Linked DNA regions of Homo sapiens: region 1 is linked to region 2. The links are chromatin loops, found by intact Hi-C in ENCODE. Cell type or tissue: heart left ventricle. All regions are shown on one strand. Links, peaks and the distances in the headings refer to the core of each region. The heading gives the core; the rest is flanking DNA. Region 1 has its middle 54 kb from the start of GLIS3. Region 2 overlaps RFX3 (regulatory factor X3).

The links. Peaks named below come from ENCODE experiments on the same cell type or tissue, not always from the same donor. Only the 100,000 strongest peaks of a DNase experiment are listed, where the experiment ranks them.
Region 1: a loop joins it to region 2, with 2.8 times the contacts of the local background. A loop is called at or near these places in 9 of 110 quality-filtered maps.

What each region holds. Positions count from the first base shown.
Region 1 is chr9:4,350,048-4,358,389 of GRCh38, reverse strand. It overlaps a transcript of GLIS3 not described here. Among named protein-coding and RNA genes, the nearest start is that of GLIS3, 54 kb to the right of the region's middle. In heart left ventricle, for the core only: no CTCF peak of the experiment used is centred there; no DNase peak of the experiment used is centred there.
Region 2 is chr9:3,471,562-3,479,903 of GRCh38, reverse strand. All of the region lies in intron 1 of RFX3 (regulatory factor X3), which reads left to right. Among named protein-coding and RNA genes, the nearest start is that of RFX3, 50 kb to the left of the region's middle. RefSeq lists enhancers at 1,362-1,411, 434-1,633, 4,153-4,302 and a silencer at 7,701-7,995. In heart left ventricle, for the core only: no CTCF peak of the experiment used is centred there; no DNase peak of the experiment used is centred there; H3K27ac peaks cover 657 bases.

The DNA.
Region 1 (8,342 bases), core at 129-8,128, 880 kb before region 2:
CATTGCTTGGTACCTGATAATTATTGAATAAATTTATCAACTTTGTATTAGTCTCTTTTTTTTGTAAATTACAAAAGTGATACTAGGCCATGGTTAAAAAAAATCGAGCATTAAAACGAGTATACAAAAAAAAGCAGAATTCCTTGTTACTCTGGCGACCAGTCTCACTTTCTAGCAGCAACTAGTATTTACAGTTTATGCAGCCTTCTGGAAATTTTCTTTGCATATATACACACATACACATATATACATATGGATATGTACATACACACATATACATACACACAAATGGGAACATACTGTACACACTGTTCTGCCCTTGTCCTTGCTTTTCTCATCTTGGGCATCTGTTCTTATTAGATCATACAGACCTATCTTATTTTTTAAAAAACAAAGGCATAATATCCATAATATCCTATAATGTAGATGTAATATAACTTGTTTAATGACCCTCTAATGGTGGAAATTTGCGTTGTTCGTTTGCCATTTCAAACAATTTAACAGCAAACATCTTTGTCCACTTCAGAGGCACCATTGACACAGATTCAATGGGAATGGTGCCTCCTGACACTATGCAATGTGGTGGCCCTGATCCCTGTATTCAGTTCTTTGACCATGTCCAGGTATTTCTGTAGGATAAATTCCTAGAAGGCCACTAGTTTGATCAAAGGCTTATGCTCAATGTAAATTTTGATACCTAATCCCCAAAAAGTTGAAAGTTGAATGATGTTCACGTGAGTCAATGAGTCATTTGAGGAGTTTTCTAGAGAAACAGACCCAATAGAAGACACATACACATGCACACACACACACACACACACACACACAGGAATTAGTTCACATTATTCTGGAGGCTGAAAAGTCCCGAGATCTACAGTCAGCAAGCTGGAAACCCAGGAGAGTTTATGGGATAAAGTCTGAGTCTGGAGGCCTGAGAAGCAGGAGAGCGATAGTGTAAAATCTAGTCCAAACTGAAGGCAAGAGAAGACTGATTTCCCAGCTTGAAAACAGTCAGAGAGGGGATTCTTCCTTACTCAGGCTGTGGTTCTATTAAAGCTTCCAGGGGATTGGATGAGGCCCACCCACACTTGGGAGGGGCAATCTGCTTTATTCAATCTACTGATTCAAATGTTAATTTCATCCAGAAACACCTTCACAGACACAACCAGAATAAAGTTTAACCAAACTTCTGGGCACCTTGTAACCCAGTCAAGTTGATACAAAATTAAAGATCACAGGGTTATTCCCCAAAGATTTTAAATAAGAACAAATTCCACTCATTTTTAAATGCAACTTGAAACTAAAATAGAACTTTTGTTTCAGTTCTGTTTGTATAAGTAAACTCACTAATATTCAATGATTTATACATGCTAGATTTCAATTTTAGATTTCTAGTCTTTGGAAACAGTAAGATTTCGTACCAGTCAATATATTCCACCTTTTGAAACACTTATTAAAATATTTTGAAAATGCCAATTCCAGCTCCTGGTATAATGCTCTTGCCTGAAAGTCCAATTTAACCTTTTTACATGTGTAATCTTGCAAACATTGGTGGGCATTTTACATCCAAAAGGCTTTGTAATCAAACCTTTAGAGATTTTCTTACTGATGTTTTTCAGCTTTTGGTTCATCAGCAAATTCCAAATTCATTGTTGATGATCTTTGTTGCTCTAATAGTCATGCGATTTCATTTATAAATGAAACAAGCAGTCTTTGATCACATACTCTTTGTAAAATCTGATGCACTCTGTTGAATCTGCTGTGTTCCCTTTGTATTTTAAAAGCAATAGCTGCAATAGAGACAGCTTGACCCTACCGTGAGAAATAGCATTTTATCATGAAACTTGGCAAAGCCTTCAATTTCCTCCCATCTAATATCTGTCAGTCATTCCCATTGTCCAGGAAACATTTTCTCTGCTCTCCATGTGAAAGTTGTTATCTCTGGTGGCAGATACAACTTTTCTGAGGCCAGATCATTCTCATACCAGGGCTCAATCATATTGCTTTGTCGGATCCCTGTGGAAAACCAATCATGCTCTTTAAAGTGTAGCTGGAGAGTTAGTGATGCAAAAGAAAGACACTGGATCACTTGCACATACCAGTCCCCAGTCCTCCTAAATTGTGGGCCAGTCTCTCCGGCTCTGCTGCTGAACTCAGTGTGAATACAATAGCGACTGAAATGAAAGAAAGAGGTCCTGTTTACCAAATCATATTGTTGAGGTGGAAGGAACTTTGTCTAATTATAACCCATCATTACAAGGAAAAGAAAGGTAAAGCAAAGAGAGTCGACTTGGATTGACTTGGCCAAGACCACTCAGCTCATTAGTGTTAGAGCTGGGGCTGGAAAATATATTTTTTGACTAACTAATTTTACTGATGTATAATTTTTGTACCATAGAACACACAGAACTGAAGTGCCCAGTTGATACATTTTGATAAATATGTATGTCTATGTAACCATACCAAACGCATGCTAATCAAGATATAGAACATTTCATTGCCCCCAGGACTTTCCCACATGCCCCTTTCTAGTTAGAAAGCAGGTATTTGATTCCTGATCCAGTGTTTTGCCACCACTGACTCTTTCATCATTGTATAGGTGCAATGCTCAGTTGGTGAAAAGGGTCTATGGCTGGAAACAGGGTGTATAGGCTCTCATTCCAGCTGCTGCTCAATTAACTATATGACATTAGCCAAGAGGTTTGCTGAGTTAGTGTCCCTAGCTGTTAAAAGATGGGGTATGATTAAGAAGCCAGATTCCAAAGGTGATAAAGCTTGTCTTTGACTCCTCCTTCCCCTCTTTTCTGAGATCCTTCTTACAGTTCCTGGGCTATGAGGTGTCACTAGGAGAGTAGCACCCATTTCATTCTTTACCTGATTTTGAGCTAGCTATGTACTGTGTCAAAGGAAACTTGTCTATTTCGTGCCAAGTTATTGTTCCTAGAAGTGCTTGTATTTAATAATCATAGTGATACCTATAGTTTATTGGGCACCTACAAGATATCAGCCATGTGCTTACCCCTCTATATGCATTGCCTAAATGAGCCCTGCCTTACAGGAGCCCTGTAAGTTTACACAAAGCCAACCTGAGGCTCAAGGAGGTTAAGTTGCTTGCAGATAGTCACACAGCCGCCAAGTGGCAGAGTTTGCTTTGGGACCCAGATGTGCCCAACTCCAAATCCAGGACACTTTCCAACTCTACTACTTTGACTCAGGGAACTCTCTCTCTTTTTTCTTTTTCTTTTTCTTTTTTTTTTCGAGATGGAGTCTCGCTCTGTCGCCCAGGCTAAGAGTGCAGTGGTGTGATCTCGGCTCACTGCAACCTCCGCCTCCCGGGTTCAAGCCTCCAGGGTTCAAGCAATTCTCCCACTTCAGCCTCCCGAGTACCTGGGACTACAGGCACCCGCCACCACGCCTGGGTAATTTTTGGTATTTTTAGTAGAGATGGGGTTTCGCCGTGTTAGCCAGGATGGTCTCGATCTCCTGACCTAGTGATCCGCCCACCTCGGCCTCCCAAAGTGTTGGGATTACAGGCATGAGCCACCATGTCCGGCTACTCAGGGAACTCTTAAAGGTGACAGTAGCTTATTCCAAAGGAATGACTCTTTGAGGGTGGAATTTGGGGTAGCATGTTTTCCTAGAGGGAGAGTGTCATCTGATCAAGGAGCTCAGGGACACTTATGCATCACTCCAGTGCTGCCAATGGGGTTATTCTCCTGATCCCAGGACCGCAGTGAGAGGCTCGAGAAAGCCCCTTGAATAGTGCACTGTTCCATGTGAGTGCGGCTGTGCTAAACTGTGCCTGGGACAATCCCGTGCACTGAGGTTTTGACCTGAATAAGATGGGTCACGTGGATTCTGGAGGGTAAGCAGTTATTATTGTAGGGAATATAGTCTATAGAAAGTGAGATCCTGGGATGTAGTGTATAATTCTTGGTTAAATATAGCAAAAGAAAAGAAATAATCACCCACTCACTCAAGGAGGTGACTCTGGCTAGGGACCCCATGCCTGCTAACAGGGTGCTTATACCCTCATCCATATGGCATGAAGAGAGGTGTCCTGTTTCAAGAGTGCGAACTAAATCTCATTCAAACACACAAAAAGGTCTCAGGAAGTTTGGCTGGAGAAAGTACTCAGTTTCAGATGGGGAGTCTAATTTCATGTGCCTTTGCCTGCCATTGTCTGATTTGCAAGTTTAGCATAACACTCTTTTTTAAAAAGCCCTCTTGGCTATCAAGAATTTTCCTGCAGTTGGCCGGGCGTGGTGGCTCACGCCTGTAATCCCAGCGCTTTGGGAGGCTGAGGCAGGCGGATCACGAGGTCAGGAGATAGAGACCATCCTGGCTAACACGGTGAGACCCTGTCTCTACTAAAAATACAAAAAAAAAAAAAAAATAGCCGGGTGTGGCGGCGTGCTCCTGTAGTCCCAGCTGCTGGGTAGGCTGAGGCAGGAGAATGGCGTGAACCTGGGAGACTGAGCTTGCAGTGAGCCGAGGTCGCGCCACTGCACTCCATCCTGGGCGACAGATTTCCTGCAGTTCTTCAGAGGAGACTGTGGGAAACAAAAGCAAATCAACAGCTACAGGCACCGAATTAAGTTCAACACATATAATTCAGAACATACATCTTTGTGCAGCGGATAAGGAGGCCCCCAGAAAAACGACGGAGGACTATTCTGCTGTGTGGTTTAGGGGAGGGATCTGGCTCTATCTCGAGATGATCTTAGACTCTAGCTTACTCCAGATTACGGCCCGTTTTGGGTAACTTCTTGACTTTGGACCCGCTGAGAGATACTCTTCAGTAAGGAATCAGAGTACAGTCCTTAGTTTTGCTGTCAACACACAAGTACACATGCCAGTGCCCAGAGGCAGTTCTGGAAATGCCTTACTCATTTCTTGGCTGGGCTGAGTCCAGAGACAATCCCTGGCCCTGAACTTTGGAATCCTGAGGCTCAATGGACTTGAGTAGTTTTGCTGCTCGTTAACTCCCACACCTCCTTCTCATAGTTTAAAGAAAGCTGCCTGAAATCAGAGGACCGAGACTTCACAAAATCAGATCATATAGCAAGCAATTTCATGCACAAAAAAGACAGTGGAGTCTTTGAGGAGTTGCTGGGCTACAGACATCTGTACCCAGCCTGTGGTTTTGCCTGGCTGGTAGGGTACAGAAGTCTGCTTACTTTTGCCTCAAGTTTTAGCCTTTAATGGCACAGGGATGTCAAGAGAGGGAACTTCTCAGAGTCTCAGAGCAACAGAAATTTCGGTCAAGTTGTATTGTTCACCCAGGAATCCAAAGACACGGCTGAGTCTTGAGAGGTGGCCACCATACCCCAGGCTGAAAAAACTTTCCAGAGAGCTGACTGATCTCCTAACCAAACCAATGAGCCAAAAAACCACTGAGGTCTGGAACCCTGAAGGAGCGAGAGGACCCTATATCTTAGCCTGACAAGTGGCTACTTACACCTACTAAATGTATAGAAAACTGGATTTTTTCCATGCACCACAGGATATGGTTTTCTTTTAAAGTTCACAAATTCTCTTCATGGTTTACCTAACTATGAAGATTCATTTTTGGCCAACATCCAAGAAAGTTTATTTATGACCAATTCTGTATTTTGATCTCTCCATCCAAGTATTGTTGCCAAGAGCCAGCAGCACAAAGGCACAAGGGCCAGCTGAACTGCCCATGGCCACACATAGCCCTTCAGGCCTGCGATGGTCTTGATCATCTCCCCACTAACCAGGTCTGTGCCCACAAAAGCTGGTGATGGCCAAAGGAAGAAACCTCCCTCTACAGAAGTAGCCTAACCCAAGACAGAGTTCACTTAAACGGCCATCTCTAAAGAGCATGGTTGTTTGGTTTCCATTCTGTGCTCTCTGATCCTGGGAATCAGGGAAGGCCCTTGGGTTTACCCAAAAGATGCCCCACCATGCCTTAGTCCTCTGTATTTCTATGTCCCCATACCCTCACAGGCCAAAAGGACCCAAGGTGAATTGTGAGCTATTTTAATTTGGAGATAAATGACCAAGGGACTCTACACAAAGGGCTCAGTGTAATTTTAGTAGTCATAGGCCAACCTCAGGTGGCTCCCTTGTTCCTGAGCCATATTCCTGCATGACTTTGAGAAAATCACTTAGCCTCCCCAAAGAGAACACAACTGGGTGTCGCCTGAGTTTTACTGATGTTGGCAGAGTTTAATACAATGACTGTATTTTTTTATGTAAAGGAGACAAAGCATGGATTGAGACAAGCTTCCTCTATAATAACAGAAATCTACTTTTCCATCGTAGTTGTGAGTCTGTCTTCACGAACACTGTAGCTTGTACTTACGCTGAAGTTTACTTCATGAAAAGAAAGAGATTTTAGAAAATTGATCTTGCTTATTTACTTTTTAACCAAGAGCAGCTATTAACCCTCTAGGAGTTACATCAAACTCTTTAGATCCAAAATGTAACTCAAATACAGGCACTACTAGTTTTATATTTTTCTCCAGATTCAGAATCCTGTGTGCATTTTTTTTTTAAGAAAACTGTGCATTCATTTTCTCTGAAAATGACTTCTTTGTGCTCCAGTTTTCTAGCTTAAAGATAAAATTGGATTCTTTGAAGAGGCTTAGAAACTAATTTTAAAAATCTAAGGCCCATCAGTAAGTGACAGAGAGTCCTTTGGGTATCATTTGTGCTCCCTAGTTCAAGGAAAAACAACATTTTTTTAAAAAAATGAAATCTTTCCTTATCATTTGATGTTCATCATTACCGAACTACATACTTTTTTCTCTTTTTGCCCATGAAAATTTCACTAAATCTGAACAATTAAATGGAAAATTCCTTTTCAACTACTGTGATAAATTGAGTAATAAAGAACTCTTAGAGAAAGATATTTTTGTGTTTTTCAGTGTATATTCTAAACTTTTGTAATGAACTCAAGCACTAAATATTTTATGAGATATGTAAAAGATTTCTCCTCACCCTCCCTTTTTTTTTTTTTTTTTTGAGACACTCTGTTGCCCATGCTTGAGTGCAGTGGTGCGATTACAGTTCACTGAAGCTTCAACCTCCCAGGTTCAAGTGATCCTCCTTCCTCAGCCTCCCAGCTTATTGGGACTATAACCACACCCAGTTAATTGTTTGTTTGTTTGTTTCTTTTGAGACAGAGTCTCACTCTGTCTCCCAGGCTGGAGTGCAGTGGCCTGATCTTGGCTCACTGCAACCTCCACCTCCTGTGTTCAAGCAATTCTCCAGCTCCCTGTAAGTGTAGAGAGGCTATCCCAACCAGCCTTAAGGTCTAAGAAACAGGCCAGAATCAGAAAGAAATGGATTATTATACAGAGAAGTGAAGCCCAGGGCCCAGCACTTCAAGGCCTTGTATATAGATAGGACAAGCTTCATGGCGGTGTGACCTACACAGACACACAGGGCCCCAGGCTTAGAAGAGCCACAAATGGTTTATTGATCAAAGAGCCCTTGTTCATTTTGAACTGGGCCCCAAAATTACGTAGCTGGTTCTGGTACTAGTGGTACTAGGGAAAGTCCTGAGGAGACAGAAACTGGAAGAAAACAAAAACAAACAAAAACAAAAACAAAACAAAACAAAACAAACCCTGATGTTTTTTACCCCAAGGCATTTTGGGTAGAAGAGACATAGAGGCAGCAGAGACACATCAATCCCAACTCTTCCTTGGTCCAGAATGAAGGAGGATATTACTTGATTTGAGAGAAATACCAAAGGTGGGGTCTTTTTGTCCAATTTAACATTTTGGATTCTGGAAGAAGAGTTCAGTCTTCCTTATCCCCACCCCAAAATAGAGATAATAAAGCAGTTCTGAAAGAGACTTTAAAATAAAAATATTTTTAAAAATTTCAGAGAGATATAGTACGGCAGGATTATAAATTTACACTGTGCACAGGTGAATAGTGAAAATGCAGTTTAAAGAAATTTTCTATTACTTGATTCCATTTGTGTCAATTGTTTCTATCCATATAGAGATGGGAGGAAAAAATATAAATTTTAAGTCAAATCCAGTAAATGTGGCCCAGTGCAATAACTGAAATAGTCTCTTTAAGTTAATTTTCAGTCTTTTGATTTAAACGTGCCCAGTTCCTCACATTTCCGCCTATTCCCTCTTTGCTCTCCAAGGTGCTGGTGAATAGGTGCCTTGCGGGTATAGCAAACATGGCCATGCGGTGGTGGAGGAAGGGAGTCTCCCATCGCCACTGGGCCTTGTGATAGCTCTCGGTCTTCTCTGACCTCTGCGGTGATGGAACTCCTATGCCTGATCCCTTCTCACTATGCTGCTATCAGCTGTCTCTGAGCTGGTGTAACTTGCAATCTGACTCTCTCA
Region 2 (8,342 bases), core at 49-8,048:
GCCTATACTTGGGTGAATCTGAGGTAAACTCAATCTCTGTTCTGAGTCTCTTCAGAGAAATCTCAAGAGATAGGGTTGCCTCCTAAGTCAAGTATCTGATTCTTCTTTTCTGTCGATTTCCCACTTCCAGTTTTCTGTGGTTTTAAAAAAATTTCTTACTATCAGAGTATAGTTGGTTTTGGCCTCAGTCAGCCAAGTAAGACAAGATGGACTAGGCTTTCCTCCTCACTTTTACTTGTTTCTGTTGTCCCCAAAAGATTTGAGAGGCCGTTTAGGACTGAGAGTGGCTCTGAGACCAGTAATCACCTTTGTTTTTGATGATTCACATATTAGTTAACAGGAAAGATGTGATAAATTGTTTATGCAGTTTATTTTTTCCTGTCTCACAGATCTGTTTCACTCTCATTTAAGTACTGAAATACAGATTTTTTTCATAAGTTTCTATTAGAGATAAGAATCAGTGATCTAAAAATTTTAAGTATATTTTTAAAAAATCAAACTAAGTGAGGGTTTGTTTTTTTTGGTTAAGATCTTTTTGTCCTGAAAATTATAAATTCAGAATATTACAGAACTTGATCAACTTCCAGAATGGTGGAGTGAGGGCCTCAGTGAATTTGTGCTGCCTATACAACAACAAAAATATGGGTAAAATAATGAAAATCAGCCATTTTAGAATTCTGGCAATTAAGCAGGAGTATGAATTGAAAATCATCTGTCCAAGAGAAAACTAGTGAATCTTGGGAAGACCAGTGGGGTCTGCGATATTTTAACTTGGGGTTATTCTCATCTCTCTCTCCAGCTTAGTGGTGTAGCTAAAAGCTGGCAGTATTGCAGACAATGGAGAGAGCTGACCACTTCTGGAGCCCCATTGAAGGCACTATCCCCAGAGCACAGTTAATATTTTGTCCCAACTTGCAGCTCCCTGGGAAAACTCTTTTCAGAGAGAGTGGCTGGATATTTGATTTGACTCTGAACTCAGCTCAGTTGGGGGAAGAAAAAGCTTACCCCCAGGGCATTACTGAAACAATAGCAAACTGTTGGCAAAATGTCAATTGCCTAAGGCTGTGATTTCAGTTGAGGCAAAGGAAGAATCTGGCCAGGAATTTAAAAGGAAAGTCTGGAGAACTAGCCAACTATAGGGAACTTTGGAAAGCTCTGGCATATTCCTGGGTATTTAAAAGGCTGTACAATGTGCAAGTCTGTACACATGCCCGGAAATGACCTGGGAAAGGAGAATGTCACCTCTGACTGATCTTGAGGCACTGTGTAAGCAGGAAGTGAAAATCAGTGCTATTTGTAAGCTTCCTGAAGTTTGAAGGTATGACTTCTCATGAAGATTTCTTTGGCAAAAGGTAGAAGACATATAGGCAAAGCATTTAAGGAAATCTTTTAAATGATCATTGGTTGACTACTACATTTTACTGGTCCAGGTATGACTTCTTGGAAGCCAGGCTTACAAATAAAAACAAGATCCTAAAAAAAAAAAAAAAAAAAGTTCTAGCAGAGAACTCGGTGGCCACACACTACGGGGAATACAGGATCTGTAAAATTCGTTCATGAAAGTACTAAAGAATCAGCATCAAGAAAAACAACACACTGATGATTAAAAAATTTAGGGGAATAATGTGGAGCAATCTGATATGAGATTTGTTAAAATATATTACCTAAAATGTTCAGTTTTAACAAAAATTGAGAAATGCAAAGAAACAGGAAATAAAACACACAGAGACAAATAATAAAAAACGAACAAAAAAAGTCCCTGTGGGAGCCTAGATTTTAGACTTTGTAGTCTTTAAGTTAGCTATTACAAATACATTCAAAGAACTAAATGAAACCATGTCTAAAGAATTAAAGGGAAGCATCAGAATGGTGTTTCACCAGAGAAAGAGTATCAATAAAGATAGAAATTATTAAAAAACAAGGAAGTTCTGGAGCTTAAAAGTATAATAACTGAAATGAAAAATTCACTAGAGGAGCTCAACAACAGATATAAATTGGCAAATGAAGGAATCTTTTAACTCGAAGTTAGGTCAATAGAGATTGTTCAATGTGAGGATCAGAAAGAAAAATGAACAGAGTCTCAAAAGACTTATGTGACTCCATTAAATGTTGTGCCAACATGGACATTATAGGATTCCCAGAAGATGAGAATGAGGCAGAAAGAATATTTAAAAAAAAATGGCAGAAAACTTTCCAAACTTGCTGAAAAATATTACTCTGTGCTACACATCCAAGAAGCTCACTGTAATCCAAGTTGAATAAGCCCAAAGTGATCCATACCTAGACCCATCATAGTTGAATTTAAAGAAAAATCTTGAAAGTAGCAGGAGAAAAATGACTTGTTACAAGGAATCCTCAATAGGCTTAATAGCTGACTTACGAGAAACCCTGGAGGCTAGAAGACATTTTCAACATTGAAAGTAAAAGACTGTCAACCAGTAATTCTCTATTTAGCTAAACTTTTCTTCAAAACTGAAAGTGAAATTAAGACGTTTCCAAATAGATAAAAACTGAAAGGATTCTCACGAACTCTAAGAAATGTTAAAGGGAGTCTTTCAGGTTGAAATGAAAGGACACTTAATGGTAAATTTTAATCCGTGTGAAGAAATAAAGAGGAATGGTTAAAGGTAACTACAGGCATTATGAAAGACATGTACAAATAGATTGAATAATAGATTGAAGTTTTTGTTAGGGATAGGCTCTAAATCCATGTCTTTTGTATAGTATAAATTGTGATTCTGTATTGGAATTATACTTTGCTGTCTGGAGAAGTGTTTATAAAAGTAATGAAAATTTTGGTTTCAGGTAAAACAAAAATTAGAACAAAAATTATACTGAAAATAATTATTACATAAATTTTGAATGATAACTATGAGCTAGTGACATATATGTATTACATCATTTTCTCATTACAATATCTCACTAGGGTGTGTTATCTAGATTTTATAGATGGGGAAAATTGAATTAAGAAAGAAAGTGACTTGCCCAAGGTCATTTAAGTAGTAAGTGGTGGAGCTAGGATTTGAGCTGTGGTCTGTTTAACACTAAAGCCCAAGCTTTTAAATACTGCTTTACACCTTAATATCCGGTGCTTTAATATTCTTGGCCTTCTTTCAAAAACTTCCCTCTTCCTGTCAATTCCAATAAATGCGTTTTTGTTTGTAACATTTTTTTCTCCAGTTATTTAAAACACAACTGAATAAAGCAATTCTTATAAAGTTGTATTGATGGGCTTATGATACATAAAAGATGGATTCCTTCATAGTTTTACAGATATGGTTCTCTTCTGGAATTTATAATACAACATGAATGCATCACTACCTTATAAGGCAGAGATAAGGTGCTGTTTGTCTGTGCCTCTAGTTTCTAAAATTGACTTGGTTTAATGGCATCATCTTAATGGTGATTGCTGTCACTGAGCTACTTCATCTCTTCCCCTGTTTTCAAGCAGTCCATAAATACTAAACTTTGCATCAATGCTGATAAACTAGCTACCTTCCAGTGCCCTATATTTGATGATCCTCTCTTGGCACTTAATAAGTTCAGCTTATAGATGATGTTTATGATTATATTCTGTGGGCAGCAAGCCATCCAGATGCCGAGGCAAGAGACCAGGGGCACGAGTTGTTCCAGTGTAATAAAGAACATAAAACAACAAGAGTTATACTAGATCTACATAGACATGATTATATATGAATATCATATGAATTATATGTATATATTATATATATTATATATGAGTATCATTAATCATTTGTAGCAATTACTCTTTATGCCAATATTATAATAATACTCGCTCTATAATCATAACCTAGGAAAAACTAGGCCATACAGAGATAGGAGCTGAGGGGACATAGTGAGAAGTGACCAGAAGACAAGAGTGTGAGCCGTCTGTCATGCCTGGACAGGGCCACCAGAGAGCTCCTTGGTCTAGCGGTAACGCCAGCGTCTGGGAAGATGCCTGTTGCCAAGCAGACTGTGGTCTAGTGGTAGCGTCAGTGCGAAGGGAAAACACCTACTACTTAGCAGACTGGGAAGGGGAGTCTCCCTTTCCCCAGGGGAGTTTAGAGAAGACACTCTACTCCACCTCTTGTGGAGGGCCTGACATCAGTCAAGCCTGCCCACAGTTATCTGGAGGCCTGACTGTCTCCCTGTGATGCTGTGCTTCAGTGGTCACCCTCCTAGTCCACTTTCATGTTCCATCCTGTACACCTGGCTCTGCCTTTTAGGCAGCAGTAGCAAAATTAGTGAAAGTACTAAAAGTCTCTGATATGCAGAAACAATATTGTAATATTATGCAGAAATAATAGCGTATGCTATTGCATACGCTGTATATGCGATATGCAGAAATAGTAGCATAAGCTGTCCTCTCTCTCTCCCTCTCTCTCTGTCTGCCTTGGCTGCCAGGCAGGGAAGGGCCCCCTGTCTAGTGGACATGTGACTCATGTGACCTTGTCAATCATTGGAGATGACTCACACTCCTTACCCTTCCCCTTTTGCCTTGTTTCCAATAAATAACAGCACAGCCTGGCATTCGGGGCCACTACCGGTCTCTGCGTCTTGGTGGTTGCGGTCCCCCGGGCCCAGCTGTCTTTTCTTTTATCTCTTTGTCTTGTGTCTTTATTTCTACAATCTCTCGTCTCTGCACACGGGGAGAAAAACCCACTGACCCTGTGGGGCTGGACCCTACAGTGTTCAAGATGAAGATATAATGCTTATAAGCATCCATTTATAACTGTTTATAGTTGGCAACCTACCTTCCTTCCTTCCTTCCTTTTTCTTTTTCTTTCTTTTTTTTTTTTTGGAGACAGGGTCTTGCTCTGTTGCCCAGGCTGTTAGTGCAGTGGCACAATTATAGCTCACTGCAGCCTAGATCACCTGGGCTCAAGCAATCTTCCTGCCTCAGCCTCCCGAGTAGCTAGGACTATAGGCATGTGTCACCACACCCAGCTAATTTTTTACTTTTTGTGGAGATGGGATCTTCCTGTGTTGCCCAGGCTGGTCTTCAACTCTTGGTTGCCTCAAGTGATTCTCCTTCCTTGGCCTCCCAAAGTGCGGAGATTACAGGCATGAGCCACCATACCTGGCTGCTAGTTTGGTCATTTTCTGTTTCACAGACATTTAGATTGATTAGGGTTCTAATGGTGTATTGTTGCAAACCTGTCTTTGATTCTTTTAAAGATTATACTGCAATATTTTGTGGTTTGGGCAAATAAGCACTGTTTCTGGAGACAAATCTGTATTCAGAGTCTTGGCTGCCACTTGTTGGCTGACTTACTTTTAGATATGTTTCTTCTGAGTCAGTAATCTCATCTATAAATTGGAGACAGTGATACTAAACCTTTTAACTTTAATTTTAAAAGCGTCATTGATATTATGAGCTTCTATGAGTTTGTGTTTCGGGGAAGTCTTATAACCAATGAGACAATCACGGAATTTCCTTCTTGCAAATGGTGTAGGTAAAGGAACTTTGAAACTTCAGTGGTACTTTCATAGTCTGTATTTGACAAGGGATCTTTTCTGATGAGATTGGTTCTTGTAGTTTGACTGTTAATAGAAAAAGTTAAAACAGTAGGTCATAAAAAGTGCTGCATACTTCTCACTAACATTTTAACTTGAAATGTGCAAAATGTATAAATAGACTGTTTTTGTGACTAGGACCAAGGGCCTTTTTTTCAATATAGGCTTGCTGATTGGAACTGCAAGTCTTATATAAATCTACATCTATAACAAGTCATATCCAGTTTATGCTTTATTTCTTTAATATAGATTAAAAAATTGAGACACTTGCAGAGCAGTGGTTCTCAAAGTGTGGTTCCCAGCCCAGCAGCCTCAGCATCATGGGAATTTCATAGCATGCAAATTCTTTGGTTTTACTCCAGACCTACTGAATCAGAAACTATGGAAGGTGGGGCTCAGTATTCTATGCTTGGCTTCCATGCTACATTTTCAGAAACATTATATTCTATATTTTATTATTTTTCCCAGGTTTAAAAATATTTCTCTTATCTTTGCCTATTTCAACAGCAGTATTTTGCAGTGACTTGCCTTTATCAAGTCTTTTCAATGCGTTTGACTTAGTTTTTAAAGATACAAGACCTTTTATTTTTGCTTTTATGGTTTATGTGATATTTAATTAAATTAGCTAATTACAATAACAATAAAACTCCCCTGTTGAGGTTTTGGAACAAATATTGTTCTGAGTGAATATACAGCTCAGCAGTTGGGAGCAGAAGTGTTGAGGGGCATGCTAGAGAGACTCCTGCAGGCTGTGAGTTTTCAGTATTCTGTGGGCATCTGTCAGTATGGTTAAAGAGGAAATGAACAATGTGGGTTTACATAGCAAGCTGGGTAAGTGAAGCTTGATCAAGAGAGCTTCTCATGTGTATTATTCTATGTAGGCTTATATATTTCTTGGATCCATTTATCTTTATAACCCCTAATTCAGTACGCATGTTTTAGACTTTTGTTAGTCTGTAGGTAGTCTTCTTGGCTAGACCCCAGAGTTAGAAATATGTTTTTAGTGATTTTCAGATCTCTCAGTTCAGTATTGTGGAGAAATAAGAGAACCCAGTAGTTCATATGAAAAATATGTGCCTGTTATTATGACACCAAAGGGGAAACTCTGTAGCAGCTAATACTTGAAGTAGAAAACAGATGGAAATCTTCTTCTCTAGCCTAAGACTGCAGCTTTTGCCCTGGCTTATAGTGCCTACTTTGATTTGGGAAATCCAATTATGTGTGGAGATAATTCCACAGGTGAAGTGTTTGCCTACCATTGAGATTCTTAAGGGATATATAAGTCGATCCAGACTCTGGCATGCTGAATCGAAACTGTTGCTCCTCAGCAACATTCTAGATGGAGTTTTGATTGAGCTATTTTTTAATGAGTGTTTTAATTATTACTATATTTTTAACCACATTGCTAATCTCACAAAAGGAAAGGGCCTGAATAGCCTGTCTAAGTCAACTCTGGATCATCTCGTTACTGCAGTAGTTGGATCATAATACTGCTGTGCAACATTAATAGAAAACTACATAATGTACAGAAAATAACTATTGCATAGGAACATCAGGATACTATAGCAGTTGTCCAATAAAACAGCAGTATTGGTCCCCCTGAAGTTGTTCAGATAGGGATTTGATAAGCCTAGTATTCATTCTTCACTGACACAGTAACTCAATCATTTCACTGACAAAATAATGGTTGCTACATATCTGATTTAACAAAGAAATGAATGTTGCTTAAATCCTTACGATAGATTGAAGTTTTTGTTAGGGATAGGCTCTAAATCCGTATCTTTTGTATAGTATAAATTGTGATTCTGTATTGGAATTATACTTTGCTGTCTGGAGAAGTGTTTATAAAAGTAATGAAAATTTTGGTTTCAGGTAAAACAAAAATTAGAACAAAAATTATACTGAAAATAATTATTACATAAATTTTGAATGATAACTATGAGCTAGTGACATATATGTATTACATCATTTTCTCATTACAGTATCTCACTAGGGTGTGTTATCTAGATTTTATAGATGGGGAAAATTGAATTAAGAAAGAAAGTGACTTGCCCAAGGTCATTTAAGTAGTAAGTGGTGGAGCTAGGATTTGAGCTGTGGTCTGTTTAACACTAAAGCCCAAGCTTTTAAATACTGCTTTACACCTTAATATCCGGTGCTTTAATATTCTTGGCCTTCTTTCAAAAACTTCCCTCTTCCTGTCAATTCCAGAGATAACATTCAATAACTTGACAACAGTGACCTTTCTAAACAAATACAGTGCGTTACAGAACCAGATGGCCTAAGATTATATTTTATTTTTCTGGCTCAAAATAAATTGCCTGCCCTAAGACTGATAAAGTCCAAAAAAAGACCCTTCTGTGTCCCAGGACCTCATCAGGCCACATGGCCAGCCAGTGCTGTTTATCATAAGTCAGCCACGAGTAGAAAACCTATGTCTTTATACTATAATTTAGATTAGGACCTAATGAAGGGGCAAGAAGCTGGTTTACTAAATAAGATCATTCAGTAATCGCAGTGCATTTGGTAGAAAGATTCTGAAGAAGTGAAGACAGAATTCTAGGCAGTACTGCTGTCTGTTCTATAAATTGGATGTAAGGAGAAGGCTGATTTATAATTCAACAAACTCCCAAATTAGGCATCCCTTTTTCCCCCTTGCTGGGATTTAAGGAGGATTTTTTCTAATAACTAGCCACCTTATTCTTGATCATTCAAAATCTGGGTGAGAATTTTCTTAAAAGTCTTAGACAGATATATTTTAAACGTAATTCTATATTGGGAACATAAGTGATTATGCCACACATAGGCATAAACAATGCTTT